Regions from separate parts of the Homo sapiens genome. Here region 2 is linked to region 1. Evidence: read pairs that join two places in POLR2A ChIA-PET (ENCODE). Cell type or tissue: GM12878. All regions are shown on one strand. Each heading gives the region's core, and the rest is flanking DNA. Links, peaks and the distances in the headings are about the cores only. Region 1 overlaps SP3 (Sp3 transcription factor). Region 2 has its middle 24 kb from the start of LINC01960.

Region 1 (5,381 bases), core at 275-5,274:
CTTTGTTAAATCTGAAATGACTATTAGATCTACAAGTGGATGGTTCCAGTAAACAGTGGAATATCAGAATCTAGTGGTCAGGTTGGGCTGGAGGTAGAATTTAGGGTGTCATTAGTGTATACAGATATGACTCGATGAAATATTCAGGTCATAGTTTCTTTTCCAGTCACCCAGACTGGAGTGCAGTGGCATGATCTTGGCTGACTGTAACTTCCACCTCCTGGGTTCAAGCGTTTCTCCTGCCTCAGCCTCCCAAGTAGCTGGGATTACAGGCATGCGCCACCACGCTCGGCTAATTTTTGTATTTTTCATAGAGATGGGGTTTCACCATGCTGGCCAGGCTGGTCTTGAACTTCTGACCTCAAGTGATCCACCTGCCTCGGCCTCCCAAAGTGCTGGGATTACAGGCTTACAGGCCTTGTGAGCCACTGCTCCCGGCCCCAACTTTTGACTGCATTGTAGGATCTCACAGAGAACTTTCTAGAAGTGCCAACAACTTGTGTTCATCCTCCTCCCAATTCTAGTTTAATTGCTCTGCATGAAACCAGGAAAGTTGTGTTGTAAAAATCCCAAAGTGATTTTGAAGTGCAGCTGGTTTAAGAATTTCTAACTTAGTAGAGAAAGAATATACATAGAGAAGAACTTGGGAAATCATATTCTGAGCCTCAAGTTACTATTCTAGACTTTTTAAATGCAGGGTCTGGCACAGAATCAAATGTAACCCACCAGGCATATGAGAAGGTAAGATACCGTGAATGAGAACCAGCAGAAACAATGGAAATAGACTAAAAACTACTTACTGTGGTCTAGGGAATACAAGCCAAGCTTGAAAAAATTTTAACAGAGTTGGAGACTGTAACAGAAATGACACTGCAGATTTGTAAAATAACCAAATAGAAATTCAGGAACTGAAACTTAAGTATCCAAAATTGAGGGAAAGCCTTAGGAATGAGTCCTAGGGCATTCCCAACATATAGAGGGTGAGAAGTAGAGGAAGAGCTAGCAAAGGAAACAGAAGGAGCTTCCATGAAAGCCAAGTATATTCTGGAAGCCAAGTGTGTAAATTACTTAAGAAAGGAGGAGGGAATGCTTATCCCTTTCTTTTCTTTTTTTTAGGCAGGGTCTCAACTATCACCCAGGCTGGAGTGCAGTGGCATGATCACTGGCCTGGACCTTCCGGGCTCAGGTGACCTTACCACCACAGCTTCCCAAGTAGCTGGGACTGCACATGTGTGCTGCCATGTCTGGCTAATTTTTTGTAATTTTTAGAAGAGATGGGGTTTTGCCACGTTGACCAGGCTGGTCTCGAACTCCTGGTCTCACGTTATCCACCTGCCTTAGCCTCCCAAAGTGCTGGGATTACAGGCATGAGCCACCATGCCTAGCATTATCTATTCATATATTGTGGAGGGTACATAAGATGAGAGAGAACGGGATATTGGATTTAGTAAGATAATGATTGTTGGTGACTTTTAACAAGTGGTTTCATTAAGAGTGCTGGGGAGGAAAGCATGAGTAGAATGATTTAAAAGGTGAAGAGGATTTAGTGAGAGTAATTACAGACTTTTTTTTTTTTTTTTTTTTTACTCGTGTTGTGAGCAACATTGAAATAGGTGGTAGCTGGAGGTGGACCTGGTTGAGGAGGTTGGTTTTCTAAGAATCTCGCCACAAATTAATGATAGAGGAGAGAAAGTATGAAAGAGGATGAGAGAGGGATGTTTTAAGAAAACAAGCAAGGTGAAACACAGGACACAGGTTTAAGGGTTGGACACAGGAGTAGGGGTCATTATAACAGGGAAAGGGCATTGGATAGACATTCAGAGATACAGATATGTTGATTGGAAGATAAGATAATTCTTGTCAGATTATTCCTTATTTCCTTTTGTGATAAGAAACAAGCTAAGATGGGTGAGAGGGCCAGGTGTTAGGAAGTTTGAGAAGGAAGAAGGTATGAAGTGGTCATCTGAGAATTGGAAAGTGAAATGTGAGATGTAGAATTGCAGCAGTACTGGGTGCCTGCTTGAATAATTAGCACAGTTGTGTTTTTTCTCCAGCTACCTTTAGCTGCTGGGCACACATGCAAACTTCAATCTTCTGTTTCCTGGTGGAAAGTTCCAAGTCCTTTTTGTTCTGTTTCTGCCATATTTTTGTTATCTGTTCATCCTCTCCATTCTCAGTTTGTTAGTTTGGCTCTTACTGGTCTCCTAGACCAGGGGTCTTGCACCCCCGGGTGCCAAGGCCACAGTGCAAAAAGTAAGCAGTGGGCGATAAGCATGACTGGCTGAGCTCCGCCTCCTGTCACATCAACAGCAGCATTAGATTCTCATAGGAGCCCGAACCCTATTGTGAATTGCACATGCGAGGGATCTAGGTTGCAAGCTCCTTATGAAAAATCTAATACCTAATGATCTGAGTGAGTGGAACAGTTTCACCCTGAAACCATCTCCCTTGTCAGCAGTAAAATTGTCTTCCATGAAACTGGTCCCTGGTGCCAAAAAGGTTGGGGACCGCTGTCCTAGACTACTATTAAGACATCTAATCTAGGCTGAGTGTGGTGGCATAATCCCAGCACTTTGGGAGGCTGAGGCTGGGAGAATTGCTTGAAGCCAGGAAGTTGAAACCAGTCTGGGCAACCAAGCAAGACCTTGCCTCTACCAAAAAACAAAAAAAAATTAGCTGGTCACAGTAATGTGTGCCCATAGTCCTGTCTGCTCAGAGAGGCGGAGATGGGAGGATTGATTGAACCCAGGAGGTCAAGCCTACAGTGAGTTATGATTGAGTCATTGCACTCCAGCCTGGGTGACTCTCTCTTAAAAAACAACTTCCATTTTCCATGCCCCCTCCTTTCTGGTGCATTAACAAAAATTTATTTTTAAAAAAAATTTTTACATTTTTAATCTTTTTAATTCCTCCCCCAAAATCAGTGTAACTTTTTTTTTTTTTTTTTTGAGTTGGAGTCTTGCTCTGTTGCTCAGGCTGGAGTGCAGTGGCGCAATCTTGGCTCACTACAACTTCCGCCTCTCTGGCTCAAGTGATCTTCCTGCCTCAGCCTCCTGAGTAGCTGGGACTACAGGCCCATGCCACCACACCTGGCTAATTTTTTGTATTTTTAGTAGAGACAGTGTTTCACCATGTTGGCCAGGCTGTTATCAAACTCCTGACCTCAGGTGATCTACCTGCCTCGGCCTCCCAAAGTGCTGGGATTACAGGCATGAGCCACCGTGCCTGGCCAGATGTCACAAAAATTTTTAATCTTATTTCAAAAATGCTGCAGTAGATATCCTTATACAGATGTGTCATTTCTTTTGTTAAAGTATGCATATCTGAAGCATATACATCTGAAAGCACAATCCCAAGGTTGGAGAATATGTGCATTTTAAATTTTGTAAGATACTAGAAACTGTTCCAATACATCATTTTGGTATCAGTCATTTTCCCTAAACACAGATCATGTTGCTTTCTGTAAAGTCTTTACTGGCTCTTCCATTACCTTTAAATTGAGGTCTGTTGAGTCTACAGATAACTTACAGCGCTCTTGCTGTGCATGCCAGATACTGGAATTACAAAGATGAATATGATAATTCTTGCACTAAAGGTGCTCATAATCTAACAAGTTAGACTATGATTTCTCAACCTCTGCACTGTTGATATTTTGGGCCTGATGATTCTTTGTTTTGGGGCTGTCCTCTGCATTGTAGGATGTTGAGGAGCATTCCTGACTTACCCACTAGATGCTGGTAGCACTCTGTACCCCAGGCAGTTGTGATAATAAAAAAAATGGCTTCACACATTGCCAGATGTCCCCTGGAGGACAGTTCTTCATCTCCCCCTTAAGAATCATTGGGTTAGACAGACATGCACATGATTCTAGTATAATGTGATAAATGGTATATTAACATTGAACCCCACAGCACTTTAGAAACAGGAATAGTGGAGTAACCTTCAGGTTGACATCTTTCAAGACTTAGCCCAGATACTGCCTTATCCCGCAGCCTTCCCTTCTTCTTGCCACCTTTGAATTACCGCTTGTTTAATAGCACTTGTCCTTTGTCTTGTATTATAGCTAACATGTATTTCTTGTTTTGGGATTGGGCAGTCATTGCTTACTCATCTTTTTTTTTTCTGCATTCTTTTTTTTGATGGATAAAATGAAGAGATGCCAATAATAGATACAGAATAAACGTAGATTTGTGTGGAAATGTGTAATGTAAATTTTACCTGTTTGGTTGCTTTTTTTTTTTTTTTTTTTTTTTGAGGCAAAGTTTCGCTCTTGTTGCCCAGACGGGAGCACAATGGCACTATCTCGGCTCACTGCAACCTCTGCCTCTTAGGTTCAAGTGATTCTCCTGCCTCAGCCTCTCCCGAGTAGCTGGGATTACAGGCGCCCACCACCACGCCCGGCTAATTTTTGTATATTTAGCAGAGACAGGGTTTCACCATGTTGACTAGGCTGGTCTTGAACTTCTGACCTCAGGTGATCCACCCTCCTTGGCCTCCCAAAGTGCTGGGATTATAACTTTGTTCAGATGTGATAGTTGCATTCTGTGTTTCATACCTCTACCAATTCTGTAATTGTGTTAAATTTGTAGCTTTTTAAAAACTCTTGACATTAAGAATTATGTTTCAGAAGCCAACATATAAACCTGTGGGGGAAGAAACTAAGAGAAGCAAGAGGAACGTTAGGTTTAGTCTTACGTGCATATGAGAGAATTTAGGAGAATTAAATGACTTGCCCTAAAGTCATTTTTTAACACTGTAGATTTAGTGTATTTTTATTCTAAGAATAACATGATGAGAGATTTTTTGTAAGTTCTTTATCTTTGAGCAGTACATAATGAAATATTTGCAGATGAAATGTTATATCTCGGATTTGTTTCAAAATGAGGTAGTTTGGGTTATACATGAAATAGAATTGTCCCAGAGTTTGTGGAATTTGGGTGTTGGGTACATGGGAGTTTGTTATGCTTTCCTACTTTGGTATATATTGGAGATTTTCTAGAGTAAAAAGGTTTTGAGAATGTGAGTTTTAGCCTCATGTTTTTAATGAGTAGAAAATTTGGATTAAAAAATATTTTAAAACTTCTTTTTAAACATTTTTTTCTCGGACTTTAGTGAGCATCAGAATTATTTAAAAATTTTTTTTCAAGAAATTTAACATAAAGTAAGATTGGACTTTAATTTTGGTTCCAACATCTCCTGTGATGTTTGAGTTAGTAAGCTTTGTTCATAGTAACAGCTTGGGCAGGGTTTGTATACTTACTTGATTCACAAGTGGAAGAGGATTTTATGGTTCTGTTGTGAAAGCCTTGAAGATGAAGTTTTGACTGTTTAGGCTATTTCCCTGCATTATCTCTTGTGTTAATGAAGAAGGTAGTTGATAA
Region 2 (5,381 bases), core at 188-5,187, 61 kb before region 1:
GTGGCAGAAACTGGTCCTGAGGACAGCGGTGAGCCGCTGGATCGACACCCGAAGCCCGATCTACCTCTGCACTTTCAGTTACATCACCAAGGAGCTCCCTTGGTTATTTTCTGTTACTTGCATCCAAAAGCATGCTCACTGCTATTCTGATCCGGAGTCGCAGAAGTCTCTCAGATGCAGTTTGCCAGAGAAACTTTTGGAAAGACTTTACTCCTACATACACAGTCTTGATGGACTTGGGCAGATAATTGGGAGAATTCCCCAGGTTACCAGGCAGAGTCTCTTGCTCTCTACCTTCCCTTTCCTTCAGTCAGGAGTCTTTCTCTGTACTGGCCTGCCCAGTGTTGGAGGTGGGTGACACAGGCACTCCTGTAGCCACCACAGTTGCAACTATGCTGAGTTGCATCTGAAGCCCTGAAGACCAGCACAACATTGGGGTTCACCCAAGGGCCATGGCCAATCTGCGTGACTGCCACTGGTGTTATTCAAGGCCAAAGGCCACTTTAGTTGCCCAGGCGGGAGTGCAGTGGCACGATCTTGGCTCACTGCAACCTCTGCCTCCCAGGTTCAAGCGATTCTCTTGCCTCAGCCTCCTGAGTAGCTGGGATTACAGGTGTGTGTCACCACACAGAGCTAATTTTTGTATTTTTAGTGGAGGTGGGGTTTCACCATGTTGGCCAGGTTGATCTCGAACTCCTCACCTCAAGCGATCCACCCGCCTCAGTCTCCCAAAGTGTTGGGATTACAGGCGTGAGCCACTGTGCCTGGCTAAGACTTTTTAAAGAGCAGTTTTAGGTTCATAGAAAAATGAAGAGGAAAGTACAGATTTTCCATATATCTCCTGCCTCCACGCATGCACAGCCTCCCTTACTATCAACATCCCCTACCAGAGGGGTTGGTATCTGTTACAGCTGATAAACCTACATTGACACATCACTATCATCCAAAGTGCATAGTTTACATTAGGGCTCACTTATAGTGTTGTACATTCTAGTGGTTTGGACAAGTGTATAATTATATATACTTTGTATATTATTATGCAGTGGTGTCATACAGAGTATTTTTACTGTCCTAAAGATCCTTTGTGTCCCCACCTATTATTCCTTCTTCCCTCCAAACCCTAGCAACCACTGATCTTTTTACTCTCTTCAAGTTTTGCCTGTTCCAGAATATCATGTAGTTGGAATCATACAGCATATAGCCTTTTCAAATTGGCTTCTTTCACTTGTTAATATACTTTTAAGGTTCCTCTATGTCTTTTCATAGCTTAATAGTTCATTTCCTTTTAGTACCGAATAACATTCCGTTGTCTGGATATATACCACAACTTATTTATTCATTCACCTACTGAAGGACATCTTGGTGGCTTCTAAGTTTTGGCAATTATGAATAATGCTGCTATAAACATCTGTGCATAGGTTTTTGTGTGGACATAGGTTTTCAACTCTTTTGGGTAGATACCATGGAGTGTGATTGCTGGATCATATGGTAAGAGTATGTTTAGTTTTGTAAGAAACTGCCAAAATGTCTTCCAAAGTGGTTGTACCATTTTGCATTCCCACAGCAATGAACAAGAGTTCCTGTTGTTTCACATCCTTGCTAGCATCTTATATTTTCAGCGTTCAGGAGTTTGGCCATTCAAATAGATGTGTAGTGGTATCTCTGTTGTTTTAATTTGCGTTTCCCTGATGACATATGTGGAACATCTTTTCGTGTACTCATTTGCCATCTGTATGTTTTCCTTGGTGGGTGTCAAAGTCTTTGGTCCATTTTTTAATTTGGTCATTTGTTTCCTTATTGTTGGGTTTTGTGAATTCTTTTTATATTTTGGATAACAATCCTTTATCAGATGTGCCTTTTGCAAATATTTTCTCTTTGTCTGTGGCTTGTTTTGTCATTCTTATTTTTTTTTAATTATTGTAATTGAGATGGGGTCTCACTATGTTGTGTAGGCTGGTCCTGAACTCCTGGCCTCAAATAATCCTCTCACCGTGGCCTCCCAAAGTGCTGGGATTACAGGCATGAGCCACTATGCCTGGCTTATTCTGTCGACAGTGTCTTTCACAGAGCAGAAGTTTTAAATTTTGAAGAAGTCCAATTTAGCAATTATTTATTTCATGGATCATGCCTTTGGTGTTGTTTCTAAAAAGTTATTGTCATACCCGAGGTCATGTAGGTTTTCTTCTATGTTATCTTCTAGGAGTTTTATAGTTCTGCATTTTACATTTAGGTCTATGATCCCTATTGAGTTAATTTTTGGTAGGAGTGTAAAGTCTGTATCTAGATTAATTTTTTTGCATGTGGATGTTCTGTTGTTCTAGCACCACCTGAAGAAGCTTTTCACAGTTGTACCAGCACTAGACCTCAGACCTCAGACCTCAGACCTCAGGGACGACTTTTCCAAAACATTCTTTCTTATGCCTCTCCCATCTCACTGAATTGGTCTCTTGGCAAATGCCAAACTCCTTAGAGCACTGTATCAGGAGCAGGGCCAGACCAGCTCAGCATGGCAGAAAGCCTGAAATTATTAGCACAACATCCCCATGTGATAGGTAGTAGTTTATTGCCTGTATTCTACAAAGTTGAAAACAGAGATTAAGGGACTTACTCAGGGTCAGAAAAGTCTTCTATTTCGAATCTAAGATTAGTCTGTCTGATTAACTAATTGCAATCCGTCTGTCACATAGAAGAGAGTAGGGCTTTTCAGGAGGAGACAATCTGGCTGGCTGCTTCACTGATTGGCAATTTATTGATACGGACACCACAGATCTGATCCTCAGCTTTACAGATACAATAACTACTGTGCCCTGTGCTCAAGGAGATTAAACTAGAAAGGATCAATTCATCATATCCAAACTTATAAGAGACTGATGTGTAAATCAGTTTGTCAGATTATTTATAATAGGAAGTGTTTCTCACACGTGAGAACCCGTAAATTCCTGAATATGTCCCAACTTGAGAAACACTGCATTCAAACTTCCATTAGGAGACTTTAGTTTAGATCACTTGACCATAACAGTCATGAATGCAAATCCAGCATGGGCATTGATGTTATGTGGCAGTACTCTGTAAAAAGGTGGTGACACTTGTGTTAAAAATTTTATATTATCTTTAAAATGAAAACGCCACATTTAAAAATTCTTCTAAAGAATTCATGGACCTCTGAAAATATTATTTAAGAATCCAACTTTAAAAACAATGCAATAAGACAAAGGCTTTGCTTGAAAACTGTGGTTGTTTATAGATACAGGATGCTCTAAAGCAAGCCCACTCAGGAAACTGAGTTGCAGATTAGAAGGTGGGTTGGTGGGAGTAGAAAAAGAACAGAGGGAGTTTGCTGTTCCCAGGGAATACGGTACTCAGACAAGGGCAGTTACTTATCCTGTCTGCATTTGTGGCACAAGTATTTCTGTTTAAGATTCTACCAGTCAGGCCAGGCGTGGTGGCGCACACCTGTAATCCCAGCACTCTGGGAGGCCTAGGCAGGTGGATCACTTGAGCTCAAGAATTTGAGACCAGCCTGGGCAACATACAAAAATTAGTCAGGTGTGGTGGTGCACGCCTGTCATCCCAGTTACTTGCGGGGCAGAGGTAGGAGGATTGCTTGAGCCTAGAAGGTTGAGGTTGCAGTGAGCCAAGATCATGCTACAGCACTCCAGCCTGGGTGACAGAGTGAGACCCTGTCACAAAACAAAAAACAAAACAAAACAAACAAACAAAGATTCTACCCGTCATGGAGAACAGAGCACCATCTTTCTTGCATTATGGTGAAGAAGCACCAACAAATTATTACTCACTAACTTCCATTTTCCTAGACTTCATTTTGAAGCTGTGAACCCTCCCTGCCATTGCATCATTTCTTGGTAAATAGGATGCCCTTTCCACTTGACAAGGAAGAGACTTGGACCAGATCCGTGAACTCCAGAGCCCCTGGCTTTTCCAATTAGCATGTTGCTAGTTTCTCTCATTGAACTAAATCATGAGGGATCCTTAAATACTACAGGAGACAGGAAAAGCAACCTTCTATCTCTTTCTCCATTTTATCCACAACAGTCTGAGAATCACTCATTCTTCTCAAATGACTTCTTCCAGTGTTCTCGACTTACCCCTTTTTCGGCATCTGCCTTTGACTGACCCTCCCCTTTCCCATCTACAGGCTCAGTGGAGTCAGTGCTAGGAACTAGGGAGCACCCACCGCCCACTGCCACATACTCCCTCCTAGCTCAGGAGCCGGATTGGACTAGAGCCAGACCCAGCACTGGGCTGCCTCCAAGCAGCCTGGGAGAATGCCTGCTGTTCCCAGGCAGTGATTCTGGGCACGGCCTTCAATTGCCAACTCTTCCCAGGCCCCTCAGAGCCCAGAAAGGGCATGTAATCCCTTACACTGCTTGGCAAGTGCCTGTTTGTTCTCTAGCCTGGTCAGAACCAGGGAGAAGGGTGCCTGGCTAGTTGCGGAAATGAGAGTGCTGCCCAGGAGTGCTGCTGGGGAGCTTGTGGTCGGTGGACCCCACTCTAACCTGTCTGCTATACCTACTCAGTGCTGACACCCGTGCAGGTGCCACCAGTGTGCTCTTCAGTCTAGCCGGGCTGGACTGCTGCTATCACCTTTATCTGCCCTATCACTTCCTACCTGTGCATGCGGCTCATCTTCTTCCCACAGCCTGGACTGCTTGTCCATTTTAGCTCCTCCTCACCAAATCCTCCCCACCCTTGAAGAGCCACAGCTGAAACGAGCCCTCCAGGAAGCCTTCTATGATCTACAACCAGAAAGAATCCTTCTTTTTTTTTTTTTTTTTTCAACTGCCATACCCATTTTCCTGGACCTGTCTTCAAAAAAAAAAACAACATTCTATTATAGCTATTTCAATTACAGCTATATTTCAATTATAGCTATAATCTATTTCAATTATAGCTATTGATGTACATTTCTTATCTATTATACCAGGAAATAAAGTAGGCATAAGGGCATGTCTTACTGACTTTGTTTTTCCCATAAGGTTCTAAACATTGTAGGTACTTAATCAATATTTGCTGAGTGAATAATAAACGAGAAGGGTTGTGCATATGGTGCACAAATGACAGAAGCCTGGGCCCTTCACGAGTTTCCCTTCTGAAGCTGCCTCTAAGCAGGGCTTCCGGGGATTCCTCTGACTTCCTCACACACTTGCAGCTAAGGGGATCCATTGCAGCGGGGAAGGGAGCCTCCAGCTCCTCAATCCAGCAGGAAACCAGTGTTCCTTCCGACTGGTCAGTGCTTAGGCCACCCAAGTTGTGAAATATTTTGAATATCAGCCCTGCATGCAAGGAAAGGCAGCACTCAACCAGATGACATTAAAGAGACACTGGGTACAAATGCGTGTTACGGCAGTAAGACATTCTCA

What was found. Peaks named below come from ENCODE experiments on the same cell type or tissue, not always from the same donor. Only the 100,000 strongest peaks of a DNase experiment are listed, where the experiment ranks them.
Region 2: POLR2A ChIA-PET joins it to region 1 with 10 read pairs; 4 of 35 experiments call an interaction of 5 or more read pairs at or near these places.

What each region holds. Positions count from the first base shown.
Region 1 is chr2:173,937,332-173,942,712 of GRCh38, reverse strand. All of the region lies in intron 4 of SP3 (Sp3 transcription factor), which reads left to right. Among named protein-coding and RNA genes, the nearest start is that of SP3, 25 kb to the left of the region's middle. RefSeq lists an enhancer at 2,501-2,640. In GM12878, for the core only: no CTCF peak of the experiment used is centred there; DNase peaks (open chromatin) are centred at 2,092, 2,294 and 2,682; H3K4me3 peaks cover 502 bases; H3K27ac peaks cover 2,552 bases.
Region 2 is chr2:173,998,383-174,003,763 of GRCh38, reverse strand. No RefSeq gene overlaps it. Among named protein-coding and RNA genes, the nearest start is that of LINC01960, 24 kb to the left of the region's middle. In GM12878, for the core only: no CTCF peak of the experiment used is centred there; no DNase peak of the experiment used is centred there.